Regions from separate parts of the Homo sapiens genome. Here region 1 is linked to region 2. Evidence: read pairs that join two places in POLR2A ChIA-PET (ENCODE). Cell type or tissue: OCI-LY7. All regions are shown on one strand. Links, peaks and the distances in the headings refer to the core of each region. The heading gives the core; the rest is flanking DNA. Region 1 overlaps ERBIN (erbb2 interacting protein). Region 2 overlaps ERBIN (erbb2 interacting protein).

Region 1 (16,223 bases), core at 3,303-11,302, 130 kb before region 2:
AATCACAACAGGTATGACAGAGTCTGGGGACTTCACTTTTAGGGCCATTATTATTCAGAGCCCATTTACTTATGTACATAATGAGCTGTTTTTGGTTCTTTGGTATCCCAGAAGGCGTGAGAAAGGTACGTTTACAGCATTGTGAAGTTATGACCTGTGGTGTTACAGTGAAGCAATAGAAAAATGGAAAGATGACTGAATAACTTAGAAAATAATCTGGGACAACTTACTTTGAGGCTAAGTGCCTTGTACATTTCATTTCCCTGTAGGAGGATTCACTCTGTTATAATATGGTATAATTACAAGAAATAGTAATAGTCCTAAGGCAGCTGTTCTCAGACTTTTTGGTTTGACTCAAAACAGAAATTAAAAAAAATTAATTTATTTGAAAATAAGCTATTGCATGTTAGTGTAACATTGTTTTAATAAAAATATAATTGTTTTCTAAAATAAATAGCAAAAATAGTGGCAATGTTTTATATTTTTGCAAGTCTCTTATGTTTGGCTTAATAGAAAACAGCTCGATTCTCATATCTGCTTCTTCACTCCATCTGTTACAGTATGTTCTTTTGGCTAAAGTATATGAAGAAAATCCAGCCTTATACAGGTATTTGGTTGGAAAAGGGAGGAAGATTTTCTTTCTTTTCTTTCTTTTTTTTTTTTTTTTTGAGATGGAGTTTGCTCTTGTTGCCCAGACTGGAGTGCAGTGGTGCAGTCTCGGCTCACCGCAGCCTCTGCCTCCCGGGTTTAAGCGATTCTCTTGCCTCAGCCTCCTGAGTAGCTGGGATTACAGGCATGCGCCACCATGTCCAGCTAATTTTGTATTTTTTGTAGAGACAGGGTTTCTCCACGTTGGTCAGGCTGGTCTTGAACTCCTGACCTCAGGTGATCTGCCCGCCTCGGCCTCCCAAAGTGCTGGGATTACAGGCGTGAGCCACCGCGCAAAGTGCTGGTCACAAGGTCAGGAGATCAAGACCATGGACAACACAGTGAAACCCTGTCTCTACTAAAATACAAAAAATTAGCTCGGTGTGGTCACAAACGCCTGTAATCCCAGCTACTCAGGAGGCTGAGGCAGGAGAATTGCCTGAACTCGGGAGGTGGAGGTTGCAGTGAGCCGAGATCGCGCCACTGCATTCCAGCCTGGCGACAGAGCAAGACTCCGTCTCAAAAAAAAAAAAAAAAAAAGACATAAACCTGGGAATATGTAGTGGTACTATTGCAGCTTGAAGGCATTGCCTTTGTTCTTGTAAAGGTGTTAGCTGTTGCAACCATTGCTTTTGCAACATCAGTGTAAAATGTAAATATAATGGAAAAGGGAAAAATGACATTTCAATATTATAAACACAGTTTTGACCTGGAAGGTTCCTTGAAAGTGTCTCAGGGACTTCCAGAGACTGTGGACTTCCAGGGCCTATGGACTGCACTTCAAGAACTTAGGTGGAAGTTGGGATTTATGGAACTTTCATTAATTAAATTTTTTTTCTTGTCTGTTCGTATTGGATTCTGGGAGAGTGTTGAAGCTTGATCTTTAAGCCCACTTACTTGATTTTCATTTGTTTTCAGTTATTTTGTTACTTGTTTTTGGAACAGAGTTTCTAAGAATTCTAGTTTTTCATAGGAGTTATTTTTGTTTTTATTTTTTTGAGACAGGATCTCACTGTGTTGCCCAGGCTGGAGTGCAGTGGCATACTCACGGCTCACTGCAGCCTCGGACTCCTGGGCTCAAGCTATCCTGTCACCTCACCTTCAGCCGAGACTATAGGCATGCACCACCATGCCCGGCTAATGTTTTATTTTTTTTTGTAGAGATGGGTTCTTGCTCTGTTGTTCAGGCTGGTCTTGAACTCCTGGCCTCAAGCAGTCCTCCCTCCTTGGTCTCCCAAAGTGCTGGGATTATGGCATGAGCCGCTGCACCTGGCCCAATTTTGGTTTTCTAGCCCTATTTTTGGTCTGCATGTAACCTTTAATCTCTGAGATGTTCTTTTAACATTGTCTTTTGTTTATTCTACTAACACTACAGAAAATTTGATCTTACTGTGCTTTTGGTGTATGTCATGCTTTTTGTTTTTTCTTCAAATACTAGATTTTCATGGTAGTCAAAGTTTTATATGATGACCTAGTCTCTACTGTATTGGTCATTTAAATATATGTTCCCAGCCCAATGAATCCTTCTTCTGGCTTTGGTGATTGCTTAGAAGAGGAAAGGGAGAAATATTTAACGAGTTTCTCTTTGAAGGTATGTGGGTAGCTTGACCTTTTGGTACAGGTGCTTACTGTTCCTCAGGAGGCAGTCTCCTTTTTTCATAATCACACTGTCCAAGTGTCACATCTCCTACATACATAGAGCTGTACTAGAGGCTTTAGCTACACAGTGTTTTACTATGGTTTTGCTCTCTGGCTGACCGCTCAGGATATGCTTCTCTTAATCCTTCTTGCTAAGAAAACTCATCTTTTTTGGAGATCCCACTTTCTTCTTGTTTTGGGTGTCTGGTTCCTCAAGTGTATTGCATTTTGTTATTTCCCCGACCCCAGCCTACTTTGTATTCTTTATAAATTCCGTTCTGTTCTTATCTGTAGGTATACCCCTCCCAGGTTTTCAGCACTGCTATAGATATTTTTAAATTAAATTTTAATTTTTGAAACAATGACTGACATATGGAAAAGTTTGAACATTTTTTTTCCTGAACCATTTGACTAAGTTGCTAACATGATGCCCTGTCGTCATCCCTAAATATATATTTTTTTTTATTTGAGAGCTCTGTCGCCCAGGCTGGAGTGCAGTGGCGTGATCTTGGCTCACTGCAAGCTCCACCTCCTGGATTCACGCCAGTTCTCCTGCCTCAGCCTCCCAAGTAGCTGAGACTATAGACGCCCGCCACCACGCCTGGCTAATTTTTTGTATTTTTAGTAGAGATGGGGTTTCACCGTGTTAGCCAGGGTGGTCTTGATCTCCTGATGTCATGATTTGCCTGCCTTGGCCTCCCAAAGTGCTGGGACTACAGGCGTGAGCCACCGCGCCCAGCCCGTCACCCCTAAATATTTTAATGTTTATTTCCTACAAACAAGGATATTCTCCTGCATATAATGACATCATTACCATCAAAATCAGAAAGTAAACATGAATATATTACTAACATCTGAACCTCAATTATCCCAATAATGTGTTTTACAGCAAACTATTCCAGTTTGGAATCATGTGTTACATTTTGTTGTCATCTCTTTATTCTCCTTCAATCTGGAATAATTTCTTTCTCTTTTTTTTCAAGGCCTTGACACTTTTGAAGATCTGAAGATGACAGGCCTAGTTATTCTGTAGAATACCCCTCAATTTTCATTTGTGTGATATTTTTCATGATTAGATCTTTGATTAGATTTTTATGATTAGATCTTTGGCAGGGTTATTGTAAAAGTGATGCTGCATTCTTCTTATTACGTCTTATCAGGTGGCAGGCAATTTCAGTGTGTCCTATTATGGTATTCACTTTATGTGATTAAAGTTGTGGCTGCCAGACTTGCCCTTTTTAAGGTATTCATTCCCTGTTTGTAATTAACTAATATTTTGCGGTAGGTGCTTTGAAACTATGTAAATATTTTGTTTTGTTTGTCATATTTTAAATTCACTTATTTACATGTACCTAGGTTTATCTTCGCAAGGACATAATGCATTACTATTTATTTTGGTGCTCAAATTGTTCTTGATTGGCCAGTGAGAACCCCCTGGCTTATTTTCTTTTTTGTTTTTGATACCTCTTCCTTTTTTGAGTACTCCTTGTTTTTTAGCACAATTAGATGTTCTAACATATCTTCTACTTTTCCTGGTTGTTTTTAGTGGAAAATGATACTTAGAAGCCAAGATCTGGGGCTTGTGTACATTGTTGTTTTTAGGGTATTGTTACTCTCAGGCCCTCTTCATATACAAAGCTAGGAAATATTTTTATGTACTTACACATATTTACATCTATTTTTATTTATATATCTATAAATATATACAATGGTCCCTGATTTATACTTCTTTGACTTTACCAGGGGTTTTATTGGGGTACTAAGTGCATTTTCAACCTGTGATATTTTTGGCTTAAATGATGGGTTTATCCAGATGTAAACCCATTGTAAATCGAGGAGCATCTGCATATTTCTATAATGCAATTCTAATCCAGCACCACCAGGTTCACTCTAAGTTGTTTTTTTTCCCCTTTCCATACTTGTAACTTATCTCTAACAGTGAGAAATAGTTTTGTTTCCATATGTTATGTGTGTGAGGAAGTTAAGGTAAACATTTGTTCAAACATTTTTGAGCCAGAAGTGTCTGCAGTCCAATTAATTTCTGAAGTATTTCTAAAGAGATAAAATTCCAAACTGTAAAAAGGCAAGTTTTAATTCCGTGATAAAGTACATTTATGTGAAATATTTCATTCCTTAGTAATTCTTGAGGCGACTGTGAAAGGAGGATGGAAGAAATCCAGTACTTTTACTCTTTACATTGGACAAGTTATTTGTGGAGATAATTGCTCAATTTCAGTATGAGTGCAGTGATTTTGATGCAGTTGTGTTTTTCTTTTTTATTCTTTTTTGGAGAAGGGTCTCGCTCTGTCGCCCAGGCTGTAGTGCAGTGGCATGATCACTGCTCACTGCAGCTTTGAACTCATGGCCTCAATCAATCCTTTCACCTCAGCATCCTGAGTAGCTGAGACTACAGGCATATGCCACCACGCCCAGCTAATTTTTCTATTTTTTATAGAGGTAGAGGTCTTACTATGTTGCCAGGATTGGTCTCCAGCTCCTGGGCTTGAGTGATCCTTCCACCTCGAACCTCCCAAAGTACTGGGATTACAGGTGTGAGCCACTGCACCCAGCTGTGGTTTTCATATATTCAGGTTATATTGTTTGCATGATCCTGAAGTCTTGAAGCACCTAATAATGGTGTTCTTGGAATTTCACACCTTAGGTCACTCTAGACTCTTTGTGGGAGCATGGAGGGAGGTCTGATGGAGGGGGGGTGGGGAGAGGAGGGTATGTTTGTAGTAGGACCAGTGCAAGAAACTAGTGATCTAAAAATGAATCTTGTTGCCAAGGTTATCACACAACCTAGAATAAGTTGGTTTGACTTTCCTCTTCCTTATAGATTTTGGAAGTGATTTAAGAGGCATATCCTTTGAGACTAGAATAAATCTCTCAGTCTTCTAGGAAAAGATAAGGATCTTGGCAGCATCAAATGGATCCTTTGGGTGCCCTATTAATCCCTGGGGACTTCAGAAGATTTAGTTTATTGTCTTGATGCTGACTGCAAAATAGCAGGGACTGTATATAGTAGATGCTTTTTGATTTGTCGTGGATACCTGGTATCAACAGAGGGTCCTGTCTGCTCTTTTAAAAGCCATTCCCAAGCCAGGGACCCTAGGAGTCATCTTTATTTTCCTGACCTTAGTAATTGAAATTTCTGTCGATTCTGTCTTACAAATGTCTACAGAGTGAGACACTTTAGGGTAGGATAGGAAGGCTGGATAAGGTGAAGGGCTTTTGATAGGCAGAGGGTAAAAACAATTACCTTAATCTGTTTTTTCCCCAATTATAAAAATAATCTTGCTGTAAAAATTCAAACATAGAAATATAGAACATAGAAGATGAAAATTCTCCACAATTCCATCTCCCAGATATACTCCGGTATGTGTAGTTAAAATTGATAGCTAGCTAGAATCAAATTCCCTCTGAAGAGTGTGTATCAATTTGTACTTCCATCAATGGTATATAAAATTACCTGTATGCATTTTTGACCAAAATGGGTATTGGTTGTCTTATAATACTTGTGGACATCTGAGAGAGGCAATATAGTATAGTATGTAAGAACATAAGTTTTGGAGTCAGATTGCCTGGATTTAAATCCACGACTTACTAATTATGACATTGAAAAATTAAATGTCAATTCTTTTAGGTATAGTACATATACAGTGTGCCTTTTGTGTTCTACATGGTTTTTATTGATGTGTTGCTTATCCTTATGCATTGGCTCTGGTGTTTGCCATATGGATGCTTAAATTTTAATGTAATCAAATTTGTCAGTCTCTTTATGCCTTTTGGTTTTAATGTTATTATTGGAAAGTATTTGCACCAAGATTATAAAAGTAATAACCTAGCTTTTTAAATTTTGGCTTAAGGAGTGAAAAAATAATCTAGCTTTATGCTCCCCAAATTTCTAACTAGTTGTAGTGCCGTTTGTTGAATAATCGTTTTACTTCTGAAAGTCTGCCTTTATCAATAGTAAATCCCCAAATATGTTTATACTATGTCAGGATTTTCTTTTTTTTATTTGTTGTGTTTTTTATGATACTATGCTATTTTGACCTCTCTCCCCTTCATTGTATATTTAATATCTGGAAGTGTTGCTTTGTTACTCTGCTTTTAAATGAATTTTCCAGGTGGACATGAATCATTTTTATCAGCTTCTAAAAATAATTCTTGGCCGGGTGCGGTGGCTCATGCCTGTAATCCCAGCACTTTGGGAGGCCGAGGCGGGCGGATCACGAGGTCAGGAGATCGAGACCATCCTGGCTAACACGGTGAAACCCTGTCTCTACTAAAAATACAAAAAAATTAGCGGGGTGTGGTAGCAGGCGCCTGTAGTCCCAGCTACTCGGGAGGCTGAGGCAGGAGAATGGCATGAACCCGGGAGGCGGAGCTTGTAGTGAGCCGAGATCGTGCCACTGCACCCAGCCTGGGGGACTGAGCTAGACTCCCATCTCAAAATAATAATAATAATAATTCTTGGTGGTATGTTGATTGAGAGGGTCTGCATTTGTAGATTAATTTAGAAGATCATTGATAACTTTACGATAGCATATCTCTTTCTAGGAAGATAGATTTCCCATTTATTTGATGTTTGATGCCCTTTAGTGGCATTTATGATTTTCATCTTGTCATATCTGTGTTTCTTGTTGATACGCATATTTGTTATTTTTAAGAAACCATATATTTTTGTTATATTTATTTCTAAAAACATTTTGGAGGGAGGGCAAGGGCTTCTGTTTTTATGAGGCTATTTCATCAATTGCATTATTATCTGGCTATTTAAATAAAGGAAGCAATTGAGTTTCATGTTTATTATCTACTATAGTGATGACTTTTGAAGAATTGCTTTTAGTATTTTAGTTGATATGTTTGTATTTTCTGGGTGTATAGTAATAGATTCGTGAGCAGGCATAGGTCTTTTTTTTTTTTTTTTTTGAGACAGGGTCTCGCTCTGTCACTCAGGCTGGAGTCAGTGGTGTGATCATAGCTCACTGCAGCCTTGACCTCCTGGGCTGAAGTGACAGGTGTGCACAACCCAGTTTGCATATTTATTTGTAGAGATGTGGTCCCACTCCGTTGCCCAGGCTAGGGCTGATTCTGTTTTGTTTTTTTTCTTGAGACGGAGTCTTCCTCTGTCACCCAGGCTGGATTGCAGTGGCGCAATCTGGGCTCATTGCAACCTCCACCTCCTGGGTTCAAGCGATTCTTCTGCCTCAGCCTTCCAAGTAGCTGGGACTACAGGTGCACGCCATCATGCCTGGCTAATTTTTGTATTTTTAGTAGAGACGGGGTTTCACCATATTGGCCAGGCTGATCTCGAACTCCTGACCTTATGATCTGCCTGCCTCAGCCTCCCAAAGTGCCGGGATTACAGCTGTGAGCCACCGCGCCCGGCCAGGACTGATTCTTTTAAGTAGAAATTGGTCCCTGCTACTACTCTTCTGCCCCTTGAAGGTGTCATCAGTCATATGAGAATGGCCTCTTCAACCTTGTTGTTCCTGAACTGGATTTTTATTTATCTCTAAGAAATTAATACTAATTATAAACATTTTCTTTGAACTGCTTAGTATTTAGTGTGATGTACAGTAATAGAGCTGGCCCGCTTTATCCATGGGTTACATATGTATGGATTTTGTAGTCATGAATTCAACCAATCATGAATTGAAAATAATTTGAGAAGAAAATCAATAAAAAAATACAATAGCCAGGCATGGTGGCTCACACCTGTAATCCCAGCACTTTGGGAGGCTGAGGCGGGTGGATCACGAGGCCAGGAGGTGGAGACCAGCCTGACCAGTATGGTGAAATCCCATCTCTACTAAAAATACGAAAATTAGCCGAGTGTGGTGGCGTGTGCCTGTAGTCCCAGCTACTTGGGAGGCTGAGGCAGAAGAATTGCTTGAACCCGGGGGGCAGAGGTTGCAGTGAGCCGAGGTTGCGCCACTGCATTCCAGCCTGGGCAACAGGATGAGACTCCATCTCCAAAACAAACACCAATAAAGAACAATACAGATCCAGCCCAGCATCTTCACCAAGAGAGGTGCCTCCGCTCTCCCTCTCCCTCTCCCTTTCCCTCTCCCCCCTCTCCCTCTCCCCACGGTCTCCCTCTCCCTCTCTTTCCACGGTCTCCCACTGATGCCGAGCCGAAGCTGGACTGTACTGCTGCCATCTCGGCTCACTGCAGCCTCCCTGCCTGATTCTCCTGCCTCAGCCTGCCGAGTGCCTGCGATTGCAGGCGTGCGCCACCACGCCTGACTGGTTTTCCTATTTTTTTGGTGGAGACGGGGTTTCGCTGTGTTGGCCGGGCTGGTCTCCAGCTCCGAACTGCGAGTGATCCGCCAGCCTCGGCCTCCCGAGGTGCCGGGATTGCAGACGGAGTCTGGTTCACTCAGTGCTCAATGGTGCCCAGGCTGGAGTGCAGTGGCGTGATCTCGGCTCGCTACAACCTCCACCTCCCAGCCGCCTGCCTTGGCCTCCCAAAGTGCCAAGATTGCAGCCTCTGCCCGGCCGCCACCCCGTCTGGGAAGTGAGGAGCGTCTCTGCCTGGCCGCCCATCGTCTGGGACGTGAGGAGCCCCTCTGCCTGGCTACCCAGTCTGGAAAGTGAGGAGCGTCTCTGCCCGGCCGCCATCCCATCTAGGAAGTGAGGAGCGCCTCTTCCCGGCCGCCATCCCATCTAGGAAGTGAGGAGCGTCTCTGCCCGGCCGCCCATCGTCTAAGATGTGGGGAGCGCCTCTGCCCCGCCGCCCCGTCTGGGATGTGAGGAGCGCCTCTACCCGGCCGTGACCCCGTCTGGGAGGTGAGGAGCGTCTCTGCCCAGCCGCCCCGTCTGAGAAGTGAGGAGACCCTCCGCCTGGCAACCGCCCCATATGAGAAGTGAGGAGCCCCTCCGCCCGGCAGCCACCCCGTCTGGGAAGTGAGGAGCATCTCCGCCCGGCAGCCACCTCGTCCGGGAGGGAGGTGGGGGGGTCAGCCCCCCGCCCGGCCAGCTGCCCCGTCCGGGAGGGAGGTGGGGGGGTCAGTCCCCCCCCCCCCGGCCAGCCGCCCCGTCTGGGAGGGAGGTGGGGGGGGTCAGCCCCCTGCCCGGCCAGCCGCCCCGTCCGGGAGGTGAGGGGCGCCTCTGCCCGGCCGCCCCTACTGGGAAGTGAGGAGCCCCTCTGCCCGGCCAGCCGCCCCGTCCGGGAGGGAGGTGGGGGGTCAGCCCCCCGCCCGGCCAGCCGCCCGGTCCGGGAGGGAGGTGGGGGGGTCAGCCCCCCGCCCGGCCAGCCGCCCCGTCCGGGAGGTGAGGGGCGCCTCTGCCCGGCCGCCCCTACTGGGAAGTGAGGAGCCCCTCTGCCCAGCCACCACCCCGTCTGGGAAGTGTACCCAACAGCTCATTGAGAACGGGCCATGATGACAATGGCGGTTTTGTGGAATAGAAAGGGGGGAAAGGCGGGGAAAGGATTGAGAAATTGGATGGTTGCCATGTCTGTGTAGAAAGAGGTAGACACGGGAGACTTTTCATTTTGTTCTGTACTAAGAAAAATTCTTCTGCCTTGTGATCCTGTTGATCGGTGACCCTACCCCCAACCCTGTGCTCTCTGAAACATGTGCTGTGTCCACTCAGGGTTAAATGGATTAATGGTGGTGCAAGATGTGCTTTGTTAAACAGATGCTTGAAGGCAGCATGCTCATTAAGAGTCATCACCACTCCCTAATCTCAAGTACCCAGGGACACAAACACTGTGGAAGGCCGCAGGGTCCTCTGCATATGAAAACCAGAGACCTTTGTTCACTTGTTTATCTGCTGACCCTCCCTCCACTATTGTCCTATGACCCTGCCAAATCCTCCTCTGTGAGAAACACCCAAGAATGATCAATAAAAAAAAAAAAAAAAAAAGAACAATACAAATAACAACAATATAGCAATTATTTATGTAGCATTTGCATTGTTTTAGGCATTATAAGTAATTTAGAGATGATTTAAGGTATATGGGAGAATGTGCATAGGTTATATACAAATACAACACCATTTTATATGAGGGATACTTGGAGCATCCTCAGATTTTGGCATATGTGAGGGTTCTGGAACTAATCCCCCATAGATACTGAGGGATGACTGTAATTATGTATATCATTAAATGACAGTTATTTTGAGCCTTTATTTAATTATTGTAGTAGGCTTGATGTAATTTACATGTATGATAAACATGTAAATGTGTGACAAGGAAAAGGATCTTTGTCACTACTTATACCCTAAGGTTTATTTTTGTCCCATGTGTTTCATAGACCTTAACCTTACCCTTTCTTGTAGTATTTTTTTTTTGAGACGGAGTGTCGTTTTGTCGCCCAGGCTGGAGTGCAGTGGCACGATCTCTGCTCACTGCAAGCTCCGCCTCCCAGATTCACTCCATTCTCCTGCCCCAGCCTCCTGAGTAGCTGGGACTACAGGTACCCGCCGCCACGCCTGGCTAATTTTTTGTATTTTTAGTAGAGATGGGGTTTCACCATGTTAGCCAGGATGGTCTCGATCTCCTGACCTCGTGATGCGCCCGCCTCGGCCTTCCAAAGTGCTGGGATTACAGGCGTGAGCCACTGCGTCTGGCCCTCTTTCTTGTAATATATTTAACAGATAATTTTGTGTGAATGATAGGTGTGTTCCCCAGAATACTGATGTTTTCCTCATACTCACTCACTATCACTGTAAATGACTAGTCTGGAGTACCACCTCTTTTTTCTTTTTAATTAGTACAACAGGAAGCTGTTAGACCAGTTGGAGAAGTGAAATGTGGAGGTAATTTAGCTTATTAATGACATAACTCAGATTAGAAAAAGAAATCCAAGTTTCCTGACTCTGTTGGTTTTTTTTGCTTATTATACCAGCATTTTCCTAGGTATGTTCTGAAGAATACAGTTTCTTTAGAATAATACTATTTCCCAAAGATTTTTAATAGGTGTTAGAGAAAAAAAGAGTTTTGGGCTCATCTAAGTGAGGAAATTCTGAGTTGATAGACCTGGTTTTCCATCTTCTCTTTGGCGGACGCCAGTTTGTTATAGATGATTATTTTTTTAGTTTAGAAATAACTGGATACAGCTTAATTTACAAAAAAAGTTTACATCAATATTTGAGCCAAGAAGTTTCAGAGAAAGATTTATCCTTAAAGTAGTGTGTAATTCTTCATGATCTCAAGTTTTAAAAAATAGACTTAAGGCTGGGTGCAGTGGCTCATGCCTGTAATCCCAGCACTTTGGGAGGCTGAGGCAGGCGGATCACTTGAGGTCAGGAGTTCGAGACCAGCTTGGCCAACATGGTGAAACTCTGTGTCTACTAAAAATACAAAAATTAGCCGGGTGTGGTTGCGCATGCCTGTAATTCCGCCTACTCGGGAGGCTTGAACTCAGGAGGCGGAGGCTGTGGCGAGCTGAGGTCACGCCAGTGCACTCCAGCCTGGGTGACAGAGCGAGACTCCGTCTCCAAAAAAAAAAAAAAAAATAGACTTTAAGTTTTTTGAGTAGTTTCAGGTTTACAGAAAAATTGATTAAGAAGTGTAAAAAATTCCCAAACCCTCCTTCTCCATTTCCCCTATTATTAACATCTTGCATTCATGCAGTATATTTGTTAGAATTGATAAGCCAATAGTGATACATTATTATTAGCTAAAGTCTATTGTTTATATTAGGCTTCACTCTTTGTGTTGTACATTCTGTGGGTTTTGACAAATGTATACATGTCCCTGATTGTTGCTGATAATGGCAACAATCTGTTCAGTAGTTATAGCTTATGGATGAGCGAAATGAATTACAGGAATGTTAGAAGGGATGAGAAGGAGGAATTGGGAATACTCTCTAATCAGGCACTTGCATTACCTAAGATCAGATTACTTTTTTACTGACAGCATATGTGGGAATAATGTATTACTGATGTTGAAATTACCTGTATTGAATCTTTGGAAGCAGATTTTTAAAGTTATCTCTTCTTTAAAAATGATTATCAACATTTGGTAATCCATGTTCACAATTTCTGGAAAACTGAAATTTGAATGTTGGCGTGTTTTCATTCTGAGAAATGATTTAAATGAAAGTAGAAGCTCTCCCATCATTACTTTTTTTAAGTCATTGCTCTACAGCTCTTAGTTGGCCTCTTTGTGTACATCCTGTTCATCCAAGTCCAACTCAAGTACCATTATTTCCACTGAAACTTCCACCCAATGTTTAAAATTTCCCTTCTTTGGATTTATATATTTTTCTTCTGAACTTTTTTGTTGTGATAAAATACAAATAAAATATCTTAACCATTTTTAAATGTATTCTACACTGGTATTAAGTACATTCATATTATTGTATACCCTTCACCACTGTTCATCTCCAGAACTCTTTTCATTTTGCAAAACTTTAACTCTATACCCATTAAACAATAACTCCCAAAGCCTCCTAGCCGCTGGCAGCTACCATTTAACTTTCTGTGTCTATTATTTTGACCAAGTACCTCGTGAGTCACTTAGCATATTGTCCTCAAGGTTCATCTGTGTTTCAGCATATGTCAGAATTTCCTTCCTAAGACCAAATAATACTCCATTGTATGTATATACCACATTTTGCTTATCCATTCATCTGTGGGTAGACACTGGGGTTGATGCCATATTTTAGCCATTGTGGATAATGCTGTATGAACATGGGTCGATAAATATCTCCTTGAGACCCAGCTTTCATTTCTTTTGGATATATACACCGAAGCGGAATTGCTGGCTCATATGGTAATTCTGTGTTTAGTATTTTTTTTTTTTTTTTTTTTTAAGGAACCACCATATTGTTTTCCACAGTGGCTCTACCACTGTATATTTCCACCGAAAGTATACAAGAGTTCCAGTTTCTCTACATCCTCACCAACACTTGCTATTTTGTTTCTTTGATAATAGCAATCCTAATGGGTGTGAGGTGGTATCTCATCATGGTGGTTGTTGGTTTTTTTGTTTTTTGTTTTTTGTTTTGAGGCAGAGTTTGCTCTGTCACCCAGGCCAGAGTGCAGTGGTGCAATCTCGGCTCACTGCAGCCTCCTCTTCCTCCCATGCTCAAGCAATCCTCCCACCTCGTCCTCCCAGGTAGCTGGGACTATAGGCATGTGCCACCCTACCTGGATAATTTTTGTATTTTTAGTAGAGATGGGGTTTCACCATGTTTGCCAGGCTGGTCTTGAACTCTTGGGCTCATGTGATCCACCTTGGCCTCCCAGAGTGTTGGGATTACAGGTGTGAGCCACTATACCTGGCCTTATTATGGTTTTGATTAGCATTTCCTTGATAATTAGAGATGTCGAGTATCTTTATATGTACTTTTTGGCTATTTGTATATCTTTGGAGAAATGACTATTCAAGTTCTTTGTTTTTGAGTTGGGTTGTTTTTTAGTTGTTGAATTGTAGTAGTTAATATATTTTCAATCCCAGTCTGTTACTAGATACATGATTTGCAAATATTTTCTCCCATTCTCTGGGTTTTATTTTTACTCTCTTGATAGTCTTTTTAAGAAATCAAAAAGCAAATATCAAATTTAAAGAAAAAAATGGAGCAAATGATCTCCTGAAAAAATTCTGTATCTTGATCACATTTATTGGAATGGTTGGAGAAAAATAAAAATACCTCTTAGCTTAGGAAGTTGTGAGTTATCTGCAAATCTCCTCAGTTTAGGAGTGGAAGAATCGTGGAGTCATTTATTTCAAAATGTATGCAGGTTTCTCTTTTGAATGTCTTACAGATTTAAAGAGGCCATTGAACCAAGTCTTGTATTTTTCTATACAGGATAAATTCCTTGTTTCAGCCAGCTGTCAGTGGAAGGCAACTAGTATGACACCATCTCCATGGACAAAGAATGTTGGAATATTCCATTTCATTGATTTATATATCTCTTTATCTGTTTCTTCATTAGTTTCTATAGTAGTCACCGTTTCTTCCAATGTCATTTAAATGTTGATCACATGCCTGTAATCTGCTTTTAAGTTCTTGGTCATTTCTCATTTTCACATAAATTTGTTCATCCAGGATGAGCCTGATGGAGATCCAGGAGCTCCTTTATGGTGCTGGTAATTTGTTTTGGGTCCATGTTGCCTGCCGTATTTCAAACACTGCACCCTTTTCCTCCTCTCTCGAATAGTGGCTTTGGATTTATAACTTAAAAACTGCTTAGCCATTCAATTTAAAACTTAAATATATAAACTATTTTATGTAGTTTTCTAATTGTTCTTGGATATTTTAGTTGCTTTAGCTAATTTTCTTTTTAAAATAAAAATAAAGTTAAAATTCAGATCTCTCTACTACCAGTTTATAAATATGTTTCACTTCAGATTTCTCATTGAAATTAAGTTTTTATTTTGAGATAACTATAGATTCCCATACAGTTTTAAGAACTACTACTGTGAGGTCTTGTGTATCTTTTATCCAGTTACCCCAGTGGTAATATGTTTCAGAATTATAGTATAATTTCACAACCAGGATATTGGAATTTTGGTAGTCAAGATACAGAATAGTTCCATCATCCCAAGGATCACCTGTTTTTTATTTTTATTTTTTATTTTTATTGCTATCACAGCCATCTCCCTCCTATATTCCCTTTACCCCCTGCATTTTGTCTTTTCAAAAATGTTATATAAATGGAATCAGGCTGGGCATGGTAGCTCATGCCTGTAATCCCAGCACTTTGGGAGGCTGAGATGGGCAGCTCACTTGAACTCAAGAGTTCAAGACCAGCCTGGGCAACATGATGAAACATCGTCTCTACAAAAATACAAAAATCAGGTGGGTGTGGTGGTGTGTGCCTGTAGTCTCAGCTACTCAGGAGGCTAAGATGGAGGTATTGCTTGATCCCAGGAAGTCAAGGCTGCAGTGAGCTGAGATTACACCACTGCACTCCAGCCTGGGTGACAGAGCAAGACTCAGTCTCATAAATGAATGAATGAATGAATGAATGAATGGAATCATATAGTACATGACTTTTGGGATTGGCTTTTTACTTGGAAGATTCCAGAGTTGTTGCTTATAGCTATAATTTGTTCATTTTTATTGAGTAGTACTCCATGGCATCCATGTGCTACCAATTTGTTGAATCATTTCATGTTGAAGGTCATCTGGATTGTTGTCAATTTTTGGCTATTAGAAATAAACCTGCTGTGAATATTCATGTAGAGGTTTTTCTGTGAACATCCCAGTTTTCACTGGGATAAAAGTATAAGAGTATGATTGCTGCGGTGTATCGGATAGAAACTGCCAAAGAGTGTTTTCCATAGTGGTTGTACTATTTTGCATTCCCACCAGCAGTGTATGAGAGATCTAGTTTTTCCACATCCTAGCCAGCAATTGGTTGTTACTTTTTTTTTTTTTTTTTACTATTTTAAAAACTATTCTTATAGATAAGGAGTATATCTCATCATGGTATTTCATGTTAGCCTTTTCCTAATGGCTAATATGTGGAACATCTTTAACTGTGCTATTCAACATCTATATTCTCTTCATATCTGTTGCCCATTTTCTAACTGGATTTTTTTTTTGTAAGTATTGAATTTTGAGAGTTCTTTATATGGATCCGTTTTTGGATATATAGTTTGCAGGTATTTTCTCCCATTCCATACCTTATCTTTTAATTCTAACAGCATCTTTTGCAGAACAAAAGCTTTTAATTTTGATGAAATCCCATTTATTATTCTTTTATGGATTGTGCTTCTGTTGTGAAGTCCAGGACTTTTTGGCTATTTTTGTATCCTGAAAAATTTCCCTTATGCATTTTTCTGAAAGTTTTATAGTTTTGCATTTCCCTCTGTGATCCATTTTTTTTGAGATGGAGCCTCTGTCATCCAGGCTGGAGTGCAGTGGTGCCATCTTGGCTCACTGCAACCTCCACCTTCCTGGTTCAAGAGATTCTCCTGCCTCCGTCTCCTGAGTAGCTGGGACTACAGGCACATGCCACCACGCCTG
Region 2 (16,223 bases), core at 5,310-13,309:
TTTGTCATTTTTTATTGCGTCTGTTTGATTCTTCTCTCTTTTCTTCTTTATTAGTCTTGCTAGCAGTCTATCAATTCTGTTGATCCTTTCAAAAAACCAGCTCCTGGATTCATTAATTTTTTGAAGGGTTTTTTGTGTCTCTATCTCCTTCAGTTCTGCTCTGATCTTAGTTATTTCTTGTCTTCTGCTAGTTTTTGAATGTGTTTGCTCTTGCTTCTCTAGTGCTTTTAATTGTGATGTTAGGGTGTCAATTTTAGATCTTTCCTGCTTTCTCTTGTGGGCATTTAGTGCTATAAATTTCCTTCTACACACTGCTTTGAATGTGTCCCAGAGATTCTGGTATGTTGTGTCTTTATTCTCATTGGTTTCAAAGAACATCTTTTTTTTCTACCTTCATTTCGTTAGGTACCCAGTAGTCATTCAGGAGCAGGTTGTGCAGTTTCGATGTAGTTGAGCGGTTTTGAGTGAGTTTCTTAATCCTGAGTTCTAGTTTGATTGCACTGTGGTCTGAGAGACAGTTTGTTATAATTTCTGTTCTTTTATATTTGCTGAGGAGTGCTTGCTTTACTTCCAACTGTGTGGTCAATTTTGGAATAGGTGTGGTGTGGTGCTGAAAAGAATGTATATTCTGTTGATTTGGGGTGGAGAGTTCTGTAGATGTCTGTTAGGTCTGCTTGGTGCAGAGCTGAGTTGAGTTCCTGGATATCCTTGTTAACTTTCTGTCTTGTTGATCTGTCTAATGTTGACAGTGGGGTGTTAAAGTCTCCCATTATTATTGTGTGGGAGCCTAAGTCTCTTTGTAGGTCCCTAAGGACTTGCTTTATGAATCTGGGTGCTCCTGTATTGGGTGCATATATATTTAGGATAGTTAGTTCTTGTTGAATTGATCCCTTTACCATTATGTAATGGCCTTCTTTGACTCTTTTGATCTTTGTTGGTTTAAAGTCTGTTTTATCGGAGACTAGGATTGCAACCCCTGCCTTTTTTTTGTTTTCCATTTGCTTGGTAGATCTTCCTCCATCCGTTTGTTTTGAGCCTATGTGTGTCCTTGCATGTGAGATGGGTTTCCTGAATACAGCACACTGATGGGTCTTGCCTCTTTATCCAATTTGCCAGTCTGTGCCTTTTAATTGGAGCATTTAGCCCATTTACATTTAAGGTTAGTAGTGTTATGTGTGAATTTGATCCTGTCATTATGATGTTAGCTGGTTATTTTGCTCATTAGTTGATGCAGTTTCTTCCTAGCCTTGATGGTCTTTACAATTTGGCATGTTTTTGCAGTGGCTGGTACCGGTTGTTCCTTTCCATGTTTAGTGCTTCCTTCAGGAGCTCTTTTAGGGCAGGCCTGGTGGTGACAAAATCTCTCAGCATTTGCTTGTCTGTAAGGTATTTTATTTCTCCTTCACTTATGAAGCTTAGTTTGGCTGGATATGAAATTCTGGGTTGAAAATTCTTTTCTTTAAGAATGTTGGATATTGGCCCCCACTCTCTTCTGGCTTGTAGAGTTTCTGCCAAGAGATCAGCTGTTAGTCTGATGGGCTTCCCTTTTTGGGTAACCCAACCTTTCTCTCTGGCTGCCCTTAACATTTTTTCCTTCATTTCAACTTTGGTGAATCTGACAATTATGTGTCTTGGAGTTGCTCTTCTCGAGGAGTATCTTTGTGGCGTTCTCTGTATTTCCTGAATTTGAATGTTGGCTTGCCTTGCTAGATTTGGTTAGTTCTCCTGGATAATATCCTGCAGTGTTTTCCAACTTGGTTCCATTCTCCCCGTCACTTTCAGGTACACCAGTGAGACGTAGATTTGGTCTTTTCACATAGTCCCATATTTCTTGGAGGCTTTGTTCGTTTCTTTTTATTCTTTTTTCTCTAAACTTCTCTTCACGCTTCATTTCATTCATTTCGTCTTCCATCGCTGATACCCTTTCTTCCAGTTGATCGCATCAGTTACTGAGGCTTGTGCATTCGTCACATAGTTCTCGTGCTGTGGTTTTCAGCTCCATCGGGTCCTTTAAGGACTTCTCTGCATTGGTTATTCTAGTTATCCATTAGTCTAATTTTTTTTCAAAGTTTTTAACTTCTTTGCCATTGGTTTGAACTTCCTCCTTTAGCTCGGAGTAGTTTGATCTTCTGAAGCCTTCCTCTCTCAACTCATCAAAGTCATTCTCCGTCCAGCTTTGTTCCGTTGCTGGTGAGGAGCTGCGTTCCTCTGGAGGAGGAGAGGTGTTCTGATTTGTAGTTTCTGGTTTTTCTGCTCTGTTTTTTCCCCATCTTTGTGGTTTTATCTACCTTTGGTCTTTGATGATGGTGATGTACAGATGGGTTTTTGGTGTGGATGTCCTTTCTGTTTGTTAGTTTTCCTTCTAATAGTCACAACCCTCAGCTGCAGGTCTGTTGGAGTTGACTGGAGGTCCACTCCAGACCCTGTTTGCCTGGGTATCAGCAGCACTGGCTGCAGAACAGCGGATATTGGTGAACCGCAAATGCTGCTGCCTGATCATTCCTCTGGAAGTTTTGTCTCAGAGGAGTACCTGGCCGTGTGAGGTGTCAGTCTGCCCCTACTGGGGGGTGCCTCCCAGTTAGGCTACTTGAGGGTCAGGGACCCACTTGAGGAGGCAGTCTGCCTGTTCTCAGATCTCAAGCTGCGTGCTGGGAGAACCACTACTCTCTTCAAAACTGTCAGACAGGGACATTTAAGTCTGCAGAGGTTATTGCTGTCTTTTGTTTGTCTGTGCCCTGCCCCCAGAGGTGGAGCCTACCGAGGCACGCAGGCCTCCTTGAGCTGTGGTGGGCTTCACCCAGTTCGAGCTTCCCAGCTGCTTTGGTTACCTACTCAAGCCTGGGCAATGGCGGGTGCCCCTCCCCCAGCCTCGCTGTGGCCTTGCAGTTTGATCTCAGACTGCTGTGCTAGCAATGAGCGAGGCTCCATGGGCGTAGGACCCTCCGAGCCAGTTGCGGGATATAATCTCCTGGTGTGCGGTTTGTTAAGCCCGTTGGAAAAGCGCAGTATTAGGGCAGGAGTGACCCGATTTTCCAGGTGCCATCTGTCACCCCTTCCTTTGACTAGGAAAGGGAATTCCTTGACCCCTTGTGTTTTCCAGGTGAGGCGATGCCTCACCCTGCTTCGGCTCAGGCATGGTGTGCTGCACCCACTGTTCTGCACCCACTGTCCGGCACTCCCCAGTGAGATGAACCCGGTACCTCAGTTGGAAGTGCAGAAAACACCCGTCTTCTGCGTCGCTCACGCTGGGAGCTGTAGACTGGACCTGTTCCTATTCGGCCATCTTGGCTCCTCCCAATTTCTCGATTAAGACATTTTTAAAAAGTGAAGATAGTCTCTGTATGTTTAGCTTGTAAAAATTTGTTTTAAATACCTATTTATCAAGGATGATGATCTTGAATAATTTTCTGTTAAATATACTTATCTGTCAGAAACAATACCAATAAAATGTCAATAGAGACATTCGTATTTATATACACACTTATATACGTACACACATAAAACTAACAAAAATAGAAATTTCAATGGAAATTTGGTATTTTCTTCATGATTTCATTATTAATCATCTCTTCTTCAGAAAATATAGTTCAGAAGATTATTTCATAGTTTAGGTAATAACTGGTTCAAAAGATGAAATGTTAATGTACTGCTAGTAATTATCTGTCGGTGAGATTTGGGGACTTTTTGATACATTTCTAAAATGTTTTCATTTTGAAAGATAAAATGGTAATGATAAATGCAATAGTAATCACAGAAGATGGGATTATTCAACAAACAGTGCTTTTTGAAAAACTTACAATTTTGATAAATAGGATTAAGATTAATAGATTAAGGTAAAAGTTATATATCAAGAAGGAATTCTGAAAGCAGAGACAAGGAGTTCAACCTGGTTGAATTAAAGATGTATTTTGAGAACATTTGATAATAAAGTATGAATATTAGAAAGTCATAATATATAAAGTTTATTTGGTATTTACAAAGTGCCAGAAACTACTATCACTGTACAGTTACCTTGCTATACAAATATTTCTCAATTTTCACATGAGTCCTGTGTGATATTTTTATTATCTCATTTTACCATAAGGAAATTTAGGCACAGAAGAGTTAAGTAATTTTCCCAGGATGATATGTGTTACGTAGTGTAGAGGAATGACTTTAAAAGCCTATCAGAAGAATTTCAAGTTGACACAATAAACAAAAGAGAGCCACTATTATTTCCTGAGCATATAGAGTATTTTAGGATATCTTAGGCAAAAGTGTTCAGGATGAATTGATAAGAAGTAGCTTAGGAAACAGTTTCAATAATAAAACAGCCAAATGAGAGATACTTGAGCTGGGGTTTTGGCTCTCGTGGTGATGAGTCTGAAAAACACTTGGGTTAAAATTGTTTAGTTTTAGGGATGGAATGAGAAAAAAGATTGAAGAGGTAGCCAAGGTTTCTGATTTGAGATATTTGGTCATTAACCTTATTTAATTAATTAATTTTTTAAATAGAGACAGGGTCTCACTATGTTGCCCAGGCTGGTCTCAAACTCCTGGCCTCAAGCAATCCTCTTGCTTCAGCCTCTCAAAGTGCTGTGATTACAGATGTGAGCCACCATGCCCTGCCAAATCAATATTTTTTTAAAGTTCTGGTAGTTAAGGAAATGAAGTCTTTAAAGCATTGTGGTATAGTATAAAAGTTTGGCAAAAAATAGCTTAGTTGGTTTTGAATATATTGAATTTGATGTGATGACTGTGTGCAAGTAACATGGAACACAATACGATACTAGGTTTAGTGATGCAAATTTGAGATACAAACCATGTGAATGAGTGAATTTTCCTAGGCAGTAATTATGTGGGATAAGAAAAAAGTGTGTTTTTAAGAGACTGAAAAGATACATTGTTTTAAGTAATGTTAAATTGCTAAGATTGCTAGACATACTTATTATTTCAAAGAGCAGCCCATTCCAATTCAGTGATATGTACACCCTTAAGATTTCTTCACCATCTTTCATCTTTTCCCCTCTTACCCACCATTAACTGCTAGAAATTTATTATTTTAAGGCAGGATGGTTTGAATAACCAAACATTTGTACCTAGATTTTACCTTTGTTCTTCCTTTAACCTAGGTAAGTGGTTTTCAAACTTTACTATATGGGGTCTATAAATAAAACTGTACATTCCGAGTGATTTCAGAGATTTTCAGATTAATTTTGACCTGTGTGTGTGTGTGTGTGTGTGTGTGTGTGTGTGTGTGTGTGTGTGTGTGTGTGTGTGTGTGTGTGTGTTTTGCTTTGTATGTGAACCAGCATCCATTTATTTGTTATCCCATTTTCCAGTAAGGAAATTCAGGCGCAGAATAATTAAGTAATTTTCCCAGGATGATATATATGTTATGTGAAGGAGGGGGAACAACTTTAAAAGCTGGTCTGAAGAATTTCAAGTTGACACAATAAATAAGGTGAAGCCACTGTTACTTCCTGAGCAGATATAGTACTTTAGGTTATATAATGTTAGATGTGGTTCTTTTGAGTTGTCTGAGAGTTTAATGTGATTCTACCACCAGCCTCCTAAAAATAATTTTATTCAGTAAAAATAATCCTTAATATTGAAGCATAATTTGAGTAATTTGCCAGTGAAAATTAACTCTTTATTTCTGCAAGTCTCTCGTGGGGATGCTTTCTTTTCCTATGTTCAAAACATTCTAAAATCATGTAATTCTGAAAATTGTCCCTGTTTTATTTATATAACAACTTTGTGCTACTTTGATGCTTATTCATTAGATGGTGTAATCAGAATGTATGGGCGTTAGAAGCAGATTGAAAGTGCTACATAAATATATTACTAATTAACTACTTTAATAGCAGCAGGATTTAGACTCCAAACTTCATTGATTCAAAGTGGTAGAAGATGATGGAGGATCTCTATTCACTCCCCTACACCCACCATCTTAATTCTAATGGCAAAGTAGACATTTAAAAATTTTACCCTGGGGGCTTTCACAGTGCCTGCCCTACCTCATGAGGTCAGTTCCCAAATTAAAATTTGCTACTTTACTCAGCTGAGAGTTAGTAGTAATAATCTATTGAAGCTTAAGTAGTTTTTAAACCTTTTAATAGTCACCCCTCTTAACCTCCCACTGCCAAAAATAAAAAAAAAAAAACAAAAAAAACTGTACCTGGAATTCAAAGATACAAAGTAGATGTCACCTTGAAAATTTCAAGATTTATTTAATTAATAAGCAAAATTTGAAAAGGAATAAGAACTTTTTATTTCAGAGGTGAATGGTTACTATCAGCATTTACTAACATTCCTTATGAGAACTCAGATATTAAGCATTCCAAACCATAATATGATTAACACAACATGGTAAGTGTTACGTTCACTCGTTATTATACAACTATCAGTATGTAATGAACAACATTGCCCAGGACATTATGCCTAGCATTTAATTGAGCACTCTACAATGTGTTGTGACAGGAAGCAGTTTTACGTGGATGTCTGCACAAACCTGAATTTAAAACCAGACCTGTTTTGAGCTTCAGCTTTATTCATCAGTAAAATATTTACAGTAAGCTCATGTGTTTGGAGATGACAGAGAAAGCTTTGCTACAAGATCTGTCTAAAGGGTTAATCAGGCCACTTGAGTCAATAACACATTAAAGCTCTCTGCACAGCAAATGTGTGTGTCTGTTATTTATGTATGTATGAATGATTTCTTTGTTTTTTTTTATTCCAGTCAAATGTTTATGAAACCTCCAGATTGCCTCGTTAAATCCTTAACCTTGGTGAAATGGTTTGGGAAAATGCAGGTCTGGGCTATAAGTTTAGCTTTTTCTTTAGTCACTACTTTAGATTTCACAGAATAACTGGAAGTGTACATGGTAATTTTATAGATCTTTTTCTTTATGGAATCCTGTATTTCTTGGCATTAGACGTCAACTTCAGATTTTGAGAAGGAATGTATTTGCTAAGAGTAATACAGAAATGCTTGTTATGATATTTCTGTATTAATAACAAGCCATGCTCAAAATGTGGTTTCATCCAGTTTGACCATTAAGCCCTCAGCACTCAGGGACATGACTAAAGGCACTCACATGGAAGAACGGCAGTTCATAACACTGGGAATAAACAAGTGGAACAGCGGGAATCAGGCAGTGTGTTTATTGAGGTACATCTTCAGGCAGTACTGGGATTAGCAATTAGGTATTCATATGAATTCAGTTTGTGAGAGGATTCCATCAATGGCTCTTCAAATTTAAGCAGCAAAGGCCACCACTAACTCCTAAAATATAGTGATCTTTAATACCAGTTTATTTGAATGGGGAAAATTTGCCACACATTTTCTCGTTTTCTTCTTCTTGTAATTTTAGAGCAGCAGGAGCATTTTAAAAGTTATACTCACCAAGCCTGGGCAAGGTGGTGAGACCCTGTCTACATGAAAAATAAAAAAACTAGCCAGGCATGGTGGTGCACACCTGTGGTCCCAGCTACTCAGGAGCCTGAGGCAGGAGGATGGCTTGAGCCCAGGAATTTGAGGCCAGCCTGGGTAACATAGCAAGACCCATGTCTCTTTAAAAAATAAAATTAAAAAGGGTATATCATAAATTCGCGTATGTTAAAACTATTCTCTAATGCAAGATATTTTTCTAAACATTTAGAAATTGAAATGTGGTCCGGCACAGTGGCTCATACCTGTAATCCCAGCAGTTTAGGGGGCTGAGGCAAAAGGATTGCTTGAAGGAAGGAGTTTGAGACCACCCTGGACAAGTGTAGTGAGACCTCGTCTCTACAAAAATAATAATAATAATAATAATAACAACAACTAGCCAGGTGTGGTAATGAGGACCTGTAGTCCTGTCTACTCAGGAGGCAAGATCTTTGAGCCCAGGAGTTTGAAGCTGCAGTGAGCCAGGAGCTTGCTATTGTACTCCGGACTGGGAGTCTACCTCTTAAAAAAAAAAAAAATTTTTGAAGTGGTATTTTTTGCAAATATATTTTGTGTTATGTATATTTAAACACTCAGTTTGTTTAATATGTTAGAATTTGCATAAAATGAAGTAGATTCTCTAAAAATTCATTTGACTTAGAATTACTGGGTGTTGGTAAAATTTATCTTTATATAGAGAAATTAATTTCTGTTCTGTATATGACTTTAGATACACATACATCAGCATATGGCGTCAACTCCTATTTTCTGACATATATATCTAAGATGTGTTAGGAGTAAAGGAAATAGCATTCTAAAAGCAGTTATATGTCTGTACTTTCTTCCTTTGCTTAAACATGTGAATGGTTGTATTTACGTGTAATTTGTGTATATGTATATGTTGTCATATAAATACATGGTAAATGGTTCCAATTTCTTTCACTAATGAAAATTAGTGTTGCATGATACTTCTCTGGTTTTGGGGTTACTTGTAAATAAGTCTACGTATATAACATGTCTCGTGGATTTTGCATGCTACACTAATCTCTGTTAAATCTATCCCCTCTTTATTCAGAGCATGCTGTCAAGGTCCTTTAATTCCAATTTTACTACTGTAAGCAGTTTTCACTGTGGCAGCTCTAGGGATCTGCATGGCAGCCAGGGCAGTCTTGCCTTGAGTGTTGCAGACAGAAGAGGTTCTGGTGGGCACATTTTTCGAGTGAGTACCTACACTAGACCAATACTTTTAGCTTGTAGAAGAGAAAACCCCAAATTTTAAGTGTTTTAATGTTTCCAGGAAAAAAAATGTTTACTCTGGGTTAGAAACCTTGATTTCCTCTGAGTTCTTCCATGGCTTAGTTCTAAATCTTTCTTCAGAGCTGATAAATTCATTATCTCCTGAGTTTCTTTGGTCATAAACTAATGATGTAGTCAGCCCTTGTTTATGCAAAAAAGTGAACAATAGGAATAACTGAGAGATCTTCAAAAACTATTCTTTGTAGTATGTTTTCTCTTAATATTAAACTTTTCTATTCCTAAGGATTTTAAGGCTATGCTATATGTAATCCATAGACCTGTTACAGGGAGGAATAATTTTAACTCCAGTGACTGAGAATTGACTGAGAGAAAGCACTACCCTGAACTAATGTTAATCATAATTCACTGAGCATGATTAACTGTGAGACTGGAGAAATTGTAATAAGTGTCAGTGAAAAGACAAAGCACAAATCCTTTCTTACTCACATTTTACTAAACATTTCCTTAGTAGTGAAGAAGAAAGGTTTATGATTTTAACCAAAATTCAGTGTGGGGGATAAAAAGGCAGAGAAAGAAAGAACAACTCTGGCATGGCCCTGTTTTAAGATTTTTTTCCCATAACAACTTGAAGTAGTAGCATGGTCTCTAGAATATTTCCTTCCGCCCCTCTCCTTCAATCCCGAAAAGACTGTTTTGTCTCTAATAACCCTGTTTTATCCCCTCCCCATAGTTTCCTTGTGAAGTATTTGCTTACTTCTGGGTCCTTTACTTCTACCTGAGCGATGGTATCCCCCATTTTAATATATCCCTGGCTTTCTTCTGGTGTTACAGAATAGGAGCAATCTCCTGGATTCTCTTGGCTCTGGCTGTACCTGACCTAGACGTATGCTGTCCTCTGTCACCTGCCACCATGTGATTCCTATGCTGTTAAGAGTGGCAGCAGTTACGTTGAAACCTCCCAATTTTATTTATTTATTTATTCATTTATTTATTTATTTATTTTGAGGCGGGGTTTTGTTCTTGTTGCCCAGGCTGGAGTGCAATGGCGCGATCTCAGCTCACTGCAACCTCCGCCTCCCGAGTTCAAGCGATTCTCCTGCCTCATCCTCCCAAGTAGCTGGGATTACAGGTGCGCACCACCACACCCGGCTAATTTTTGCATTTTTAGTAGAGACGGGGTTTCACTATGTTGGCCAGAGGTCTTGAACTCCTGACCTCAGATGATCTGCCCGCCTCAGCCTCACAAAGTGTTGGGATTACAGGCATGAGCCACCGCGCCCAGCTAGGAACCTCCCAATTTAAAAGATGAGAGAGAAGGGTGATAACTATCAGTCTCTCATTCCAAGAGTCCCTGGGGGTAAAGATCAGTGGCTTTTATTAACTCAGGGGTAATCTTTGCCATTTATAGTCACCTGGAGCAATTGTATTTTCCACATTCTTTTATAGTAACATTTTGTGCTTGTTTTTTTTTAATTTGGAGCCTTTGAATACATTGAATTTTACTTCTACATTCATGGTGTGCTTGTTCTTTTAAAAAGTAGATAAACATAGTTATACATTCACACTTGAGTTAAAATTTCAAGCTGAGAGCTAAATTCATTTATGTATTCTAAAAGCACATCTCAAAAAGGGAGAAGGAAAATAAAGTATTCATTGCATAAATACACAAAATTAGATCACGTCTAAAAATTCTAAGCCATGGTTTGAACTAACTGCACATGATAGATGTGTTGCGGATATAATTTCTAAGATTAAATTCGAAATCCTTAACTCTATATGTATGCTGTAGTATGTCATAACAAAGTAGATTTTAGATTAATTTTTCAATATGATGATGTAGTTTGCATTTCTATGTTGCTAGCCGTAAACTGTTTTGAATGTAACAATAGTGCTATTTATCACAATCTGTTTTGTTTTCTAAAATATATATAGGGATGTGTTTAGAACTAAAATTGAAGTGAAAAACATATGTGTCTTGCTTCCTGGCATATTTATAATAATAAAATATTCAGGGGCCCTGTGCAGTGGTTCACACCTGTAATCCCAGCACTTTGGGAGGCCGAGGCAGGAGGATCACTTGAGCCCAGGAATTTGACACCAGCCAGGGCAATGTAGGGAGACCCTGCCTCTTCCCCCTCCCCGCCTACAAAAATTAGAAAATTAGCCAGGCATGGTGACACCACAACTGTTATCCCAGCTACTCAGAAGACTGAGGTGGGAGGATTGCTTGAGTCCAGGAAGTCGAGGCTGCGGTGAGCCTTGATCACACCACTGCACTACAGCCTAGGTGGCAAAGTGAGACTCTCTCCAAAAAGAAAGAAAGAAAGAAAGAAATATTCAGGGGTAATGAGATTGAGTCTTATTTTTCCCCTAAAGCTATCAGCTTGGTAAACTATAATACAGGGATATTATTTGGCCTATAAAGATATTAACCAGTTAATTGGTTTTAATAGCATTTCTCCATATCAGTACTTCTGAAACTATTGAACTCATATCAATGTGGCAGAATTAAGCTAAAGCAAATTTTATATTCATTTCACACCCCAATCTTATCCCAATAAAATAAGTTTTGTAAGACTATAAGTGTATTGGTTCTGCTTGTCATTAAAATTTAGGGGAAAAAAATCCCATGGGGTACTGTTCTATTGAAAGAACAGCAGTTAATTTTTTTTTTTTTTTTTTTACCAAAAATCTTTTTATAGTGCTCAACATGAGTGTGTTTTAGTTGGTCTTAAAATTTGAGACTCTAAACTTTGATTAATAACTATATTTGTTGTTCAAAGGTATTAAAAGCTAGGTATTACTGTAAGTAAAACTAAAAGGAAAAAATAACATGCAAAATTCATCTTCTACATGTGTGTATTGTACATAAGTAGATTAACAATATGTTTTCATATAAGCTTTTCATACATACAAAAATATCTTGCTATGTACCTTTGGAAGAAGTGAAAGATACTAATTGATGGCAGTAATGATGGCAGTGTTTGATTTGGGTCTTCATCTTTGCACTATTTGGCAATATTTTTTCCTAATCTTCTCTCAAGTGTCATCCTCTTGGTTTCACATCTTAAAGAACATTATTTGTTTACTTTTTATTTCCTGCTCATTAGAAGCATCCCCAGACATCCAGTTCAGGAGATCCTTGTCAAGATGGTATATTCATTTCAGGACAGCAGAACTACTCATCAGCCACACTTAGTCACAAAGATGTTCCTCCAGACAGCTTGATGAAAGTGGGTGCTCGGGAAAACAAAATGTAGTATCTGTGAGCTTTCTATATTTTGCAGCTTTTGGACTAGATATTATATGTGCTTTAGATGAAAATACTTTTTTGAGGGCTTTCCCCCCTTTATTAGTAAGGATTTTTAAAATATCAGAAATACAAAATAGAATTTGACCCTGTCTACTATTTCTCAGTTCATTTCATGATTTTTCTACCCTGGAGAATTATTTTATTTTTGCATTTAGATTTCTGTTATATAGTACCACCTATTTATTTTTTCATTTGAATCAAGGCCTTTTTGGTATTCCTGATAGTAAAACTATTTGGAGAATTGAAAATGAACTTGTGTTAAACTCTTCATTCTAGGATCTTTTACTATTACTAAAGTCAAATGTAATTACTTCAAATGATAATTAGAAATCATCTTGAAAGACTTTTGTATATGGTAGAATAGATGATGGTTGTGTTTTTAGTACTTTTGTTGCAATTATCTATGTATGGCCAGTGCCAGACAGATAATTTTTTACTATCCTCCCTCAACTATTTTTTCTTATTTTCTTAACTGATTCCATGCCTCTAGTATGACCAGATATAATTATGAAGCATAGTTATTTATTACATAAAACTTCTATGTTGCTCTTCAGAGTAGCTACCTGGTCATCTAATATATAAGTTCATAAGTCATCTAATACTTAAGTTCATCTAATATATAAGTTCTTAAGTTTCTATTATTTTACCCTCTTTTAATTGAGCTTTGTCATCCAGTTTTTTCTCATTACATATATTTTGTGGCTTAGGGTTACTGAGTTTAATACTTTCTAATTTCCTGAGCCATCTGCTAATTGTAGCTTAATATATTCCATGTGTATGTTTAACACTGATGTAGGCAAGACCAAATATTTGGTGTCAGGGAGTCTTAAGGTCAGTAGTAATTGTCACCTGGATTTTACCCAGGAGAAAGATACTGAATTTGCATGTAGGAATAAATGGTATAAACGTAGAGAAAATCATGGGCTATCTGCAGAATTGTATGTAAGTAATAAAGCAACAGCAGAACCAGTTAATTACTCATGGGCAAATCAGTTGCATTAAATCTACAGTGATCAAGTAATAAACAGGTTTTTTTCCTCCAGAAATGTAGGGCTAATATAGCCCTTCATTTTCCTTCTCTCCAACCAATATAAGATTTGTCAGTAACATCCTTGTGTCCTATCACAGAATACCCATGTGTGTTCCTAGACTTCAGAATTTAACTAAGTTCTCAAGTATAACACAGTTTAACAGTGAAATAGAATGCCTTTTTTAAAAATACAAATCTATACCAAAGCTAAACTACTTTATATCTTTCAGCAAGGTTCACCAAGAAAAGCATGCAGTTCTGAAAGTGTTGCCATATCTTTCTGCAAACTTTTCTATTTGGGTTAATTTAGGGAACTGGACCTCAACTATTTCCCTCATAGTTTTCCCATAATTTCCTTGTCTATGAGATTTTCTGTCTGTTAATAACCAACAAGGAAATTATAAGTTAATAGCTGAACCATATTTTTCTACACAAAAATCTTTTTATATGCAAATATTTGTAATATGACTGTAACCTCTTTTTTGTTGTTGTTTAGAGATGGAGTCTCGCTCTGTCACCCAGGCTAGGGTGCAGTGGCATGCTCATAGCTCACTGCAGCCTCAAACTACTGGGCTCAAATGATCCTCCTACTTGAGCCTCCCAAGGAGCTGGGACTACAGGTGTGCACCACCATGCCCAGCTAATTTTTTTTTTTTTTTTTTTTTTTTTTTAGAGATGGGGTCTTGCTGTTTTGCCCAGGCTGATCTTGAACTCCTGGCCTGAAGCAATCCTCCTGTATAGGCCTCCCAAAATGCTGGGATTATAGGCATGAGCTACTGCACCCTGCCTCTTGTTTTTAAGATAGATTCCTCATGCTAACAGAATAAGCTATTAGCCACATTTCTACAAAGGTGATTTTAAGTCAGGTTTATTCTCTAAAAATGAGAGGCATTAAAACAAAGATAGTTCTCTAACAACAACAAACTAATAATTTAAATTTTTTTGCTGTTTACTTTATGAATAGGGTAGAATGTCAACATTTAATTTTTATGGCTAATAGTCTATGGAATTAATAATAAGAGATTATAAACGTTGCTAACATACACACAAGGAATAAATCAGTTTTCTACATAGATAGCTGAATTGACTTGTTAATTTTGGAAAAGAAGGAATAAAAGCAGAAAAATAAATTTGGAAAGAATTTTACCACAAAATTAGTTTTTTTCTGAAGAAAAACGTCAGCAAATGTACCTTTTGTGTATGTGTGTTTGATTTAGTATGGGAAAAGATATGCATCTCATAGACTGGCTTAAATTTTAAAATTTTGGTATACTATGTGCCATTTTAACATTTGGTTATTATAAGATAGATACATCTAAGAAAATACAAGTGTAGCTCACAAAAAAGCAAGTAATTTAAAATGTAGATATGATGTACTTCCATTTGAAAGCTTAAAAAAGTGAGTGTAACAACAAGCACTCAGGAAACTTTAGAATTAAGACATTAATAGCTTATTTCTTTTAAGTTTTAAAATTATAGAAAAATAGTAAGTGGCATGGTATTGTTTGACTTAATTAGAATGTGAAAACTCTAGTGCTTTTGTAATGCTCCAAGAAGAAATCCAAATATTTGAAATAAGACATTATTATTGGTCATTTTAAGATACTTCATGTTTTTCTTAGATGCCTTTGAGTAATGGACAGATGGGCCAGCCTCTCAGGCCTCAGGCAAATTATAGTCAAATACATCACCCCCCTCAGGCATCTGTGGCAAGGCATCCCTCTAGAGAACAACTAATTGATTACTTGATGCTGAAAGTGGCCCACCAGCCTCCATATACACAGCCCCATTGTTCTCCTAGACAAGGCCATGAACTGGCAAAACAAGAGGTAAGAATAATCAAGACTATTTGAAATATGGGACTAAGCTTTTTATGTATTTTTATAGGTTACTTAATTATTAGTAAATCCATACAGAATATTAACGTAGTTATTACCATTTAAAGTTTTATTTTTATGTTACGTTTATAAGGCGTTAAACTTGGTAATTTTTATTTGACTTTGTGATCATGTAACATAGGATTTAGTATTTTGGGCATGATTTATTTATTCTGATACAGTTTCTTTACCAAAACTGGTTGATACTACAGTAGTCAGACATTCCTTAAGAATATAAATAGGAGACCATTAAGCTGAAATTGTTCTGTGACACTTAAAATCTTAATTCCTTAGATTTTGAAATTTGACTACAGACTTCAAACTACTTTGAGTATTTAATCTTAAAAAGTACTTTAAAAGTCAGCGAGCTACACATTCTTATATCTTGATAGTTATTAATAAAATGATAATATTAGAAAGGTAGAGATCAAATGCTTTATTCATTTTGGTTGTGTCTCTGGTGAAAGGGAGTGTTTTATAACACAGTTTTAATTCTTGCATCTTTTTTTTTAGCTTGGTTATAAAAACTCTCAATTGGTCATGTTTTAAAATCCCAACTCCTTTGAAGCCTTTAAACAGATTTGATAAATAAAGAGTTAGTATCATAAAACCACCAGTGGATCTTTTAGATATCTTATGTAACAAGCCACTAAACAGAGATACTGTGTAATTTAGATGTCCCACAAGTGGAAACTGATAATAATATACATGTTTTGTGTTTATGTACTATGTCATATAAAATCTGTGACGTCTAAAAAGTAAAACAGGGTCAATATTAATTGATTCCTTATCCTCATAAGACAAGCAATAAAATTAGGAGCTATGCTTTATATAATCCCAGCTCTGCCTTTAACTCACTAACTCATTAACATAATATTCTATGTTGTATTTCACTTCATCTGACCAAATATTTATTTTTGATGAATTCTTATGTTTATGTTTGCTTGGACTTAACCAATCAGTATTTAAATATGGATGTTGTTGCATTATAACTTTTTCTGAAATAGTAAGTTTCCTTTATTTTCATATTAACTCAGATTCGAGTGAGGGTTGAAAAGGATCCAGAACTTGGATTTAGCATATCAGGTGGTGTCGGGGGTAGAGGAAACCCATTCAGACCTGATGATGATGTAAGTTTTCTTTGTATATTCTTGAAACACCTATAAAGTTTTATTTACCGATTGAATACTTAAATGTAAGTGAAAATCTAATAGATGTTTATGTAAATCTAGGTAGACATCACCTGGATTCCCCACTCTATTGCTTACCTTTTTGTTTTGTAATTTGATCAGTTCAAGTTAAAACAATTTAACCAAAAACTATGAATGTTTATGA

What was found. Peaks named below come from ENCODE experiments on the same cell type or tissue, not always from the same donor. Only the 100,000 strongest peaks of a DNase experiment are listed, where the experiment ranks them.
Region 1: POLR2A ChIA-PET joins it to region 2 with 5 read pairs; 7 of 35 experiments call an interaction of 5 or more read pairs at or near these places.

The regions. Positions count from the first base shown.
Region 1 is chr5:65,931,169-65,947,391 of GRCh38, forward strand. The region is part of intron 1 of ERBIN (erbb2 interacting protein); the gene reads left to right. It also overlaps the pseudogene LOC100303749. Among named protein-coding and RNA genes, the nearest start is that of ERBIN, 13 kb to the left of the region's middle. In OCI-LY7, for the core only: CTCF peaks have their summits at 4,296 and 4,515; a DNase peak (open chromatin) is centred at 7,333; H3K4me3 peaks cover 3,519 bases; H3K27ac peaks cover 4,171 bases.
Region 2 is chr5:66,060,391-66,076,613 of GRCh38, forward strand. It overlaps ERBIN (erbb2 interacting protein), which reads left to right. Exons shown (of 26, transcript NM_001253697.2): 22 at 11,779-11,901; 23 at 14,634-14,840; 24 at 15,926-16,018. Among named protein-coding and RNA genes, the nearest start is that of SREK1, 76 kb to the right of the region's middle. In OCI-LY7, for the core only: no CTCF peak of the experiment used is centred there; no DNase peak of the experiment used is centred there.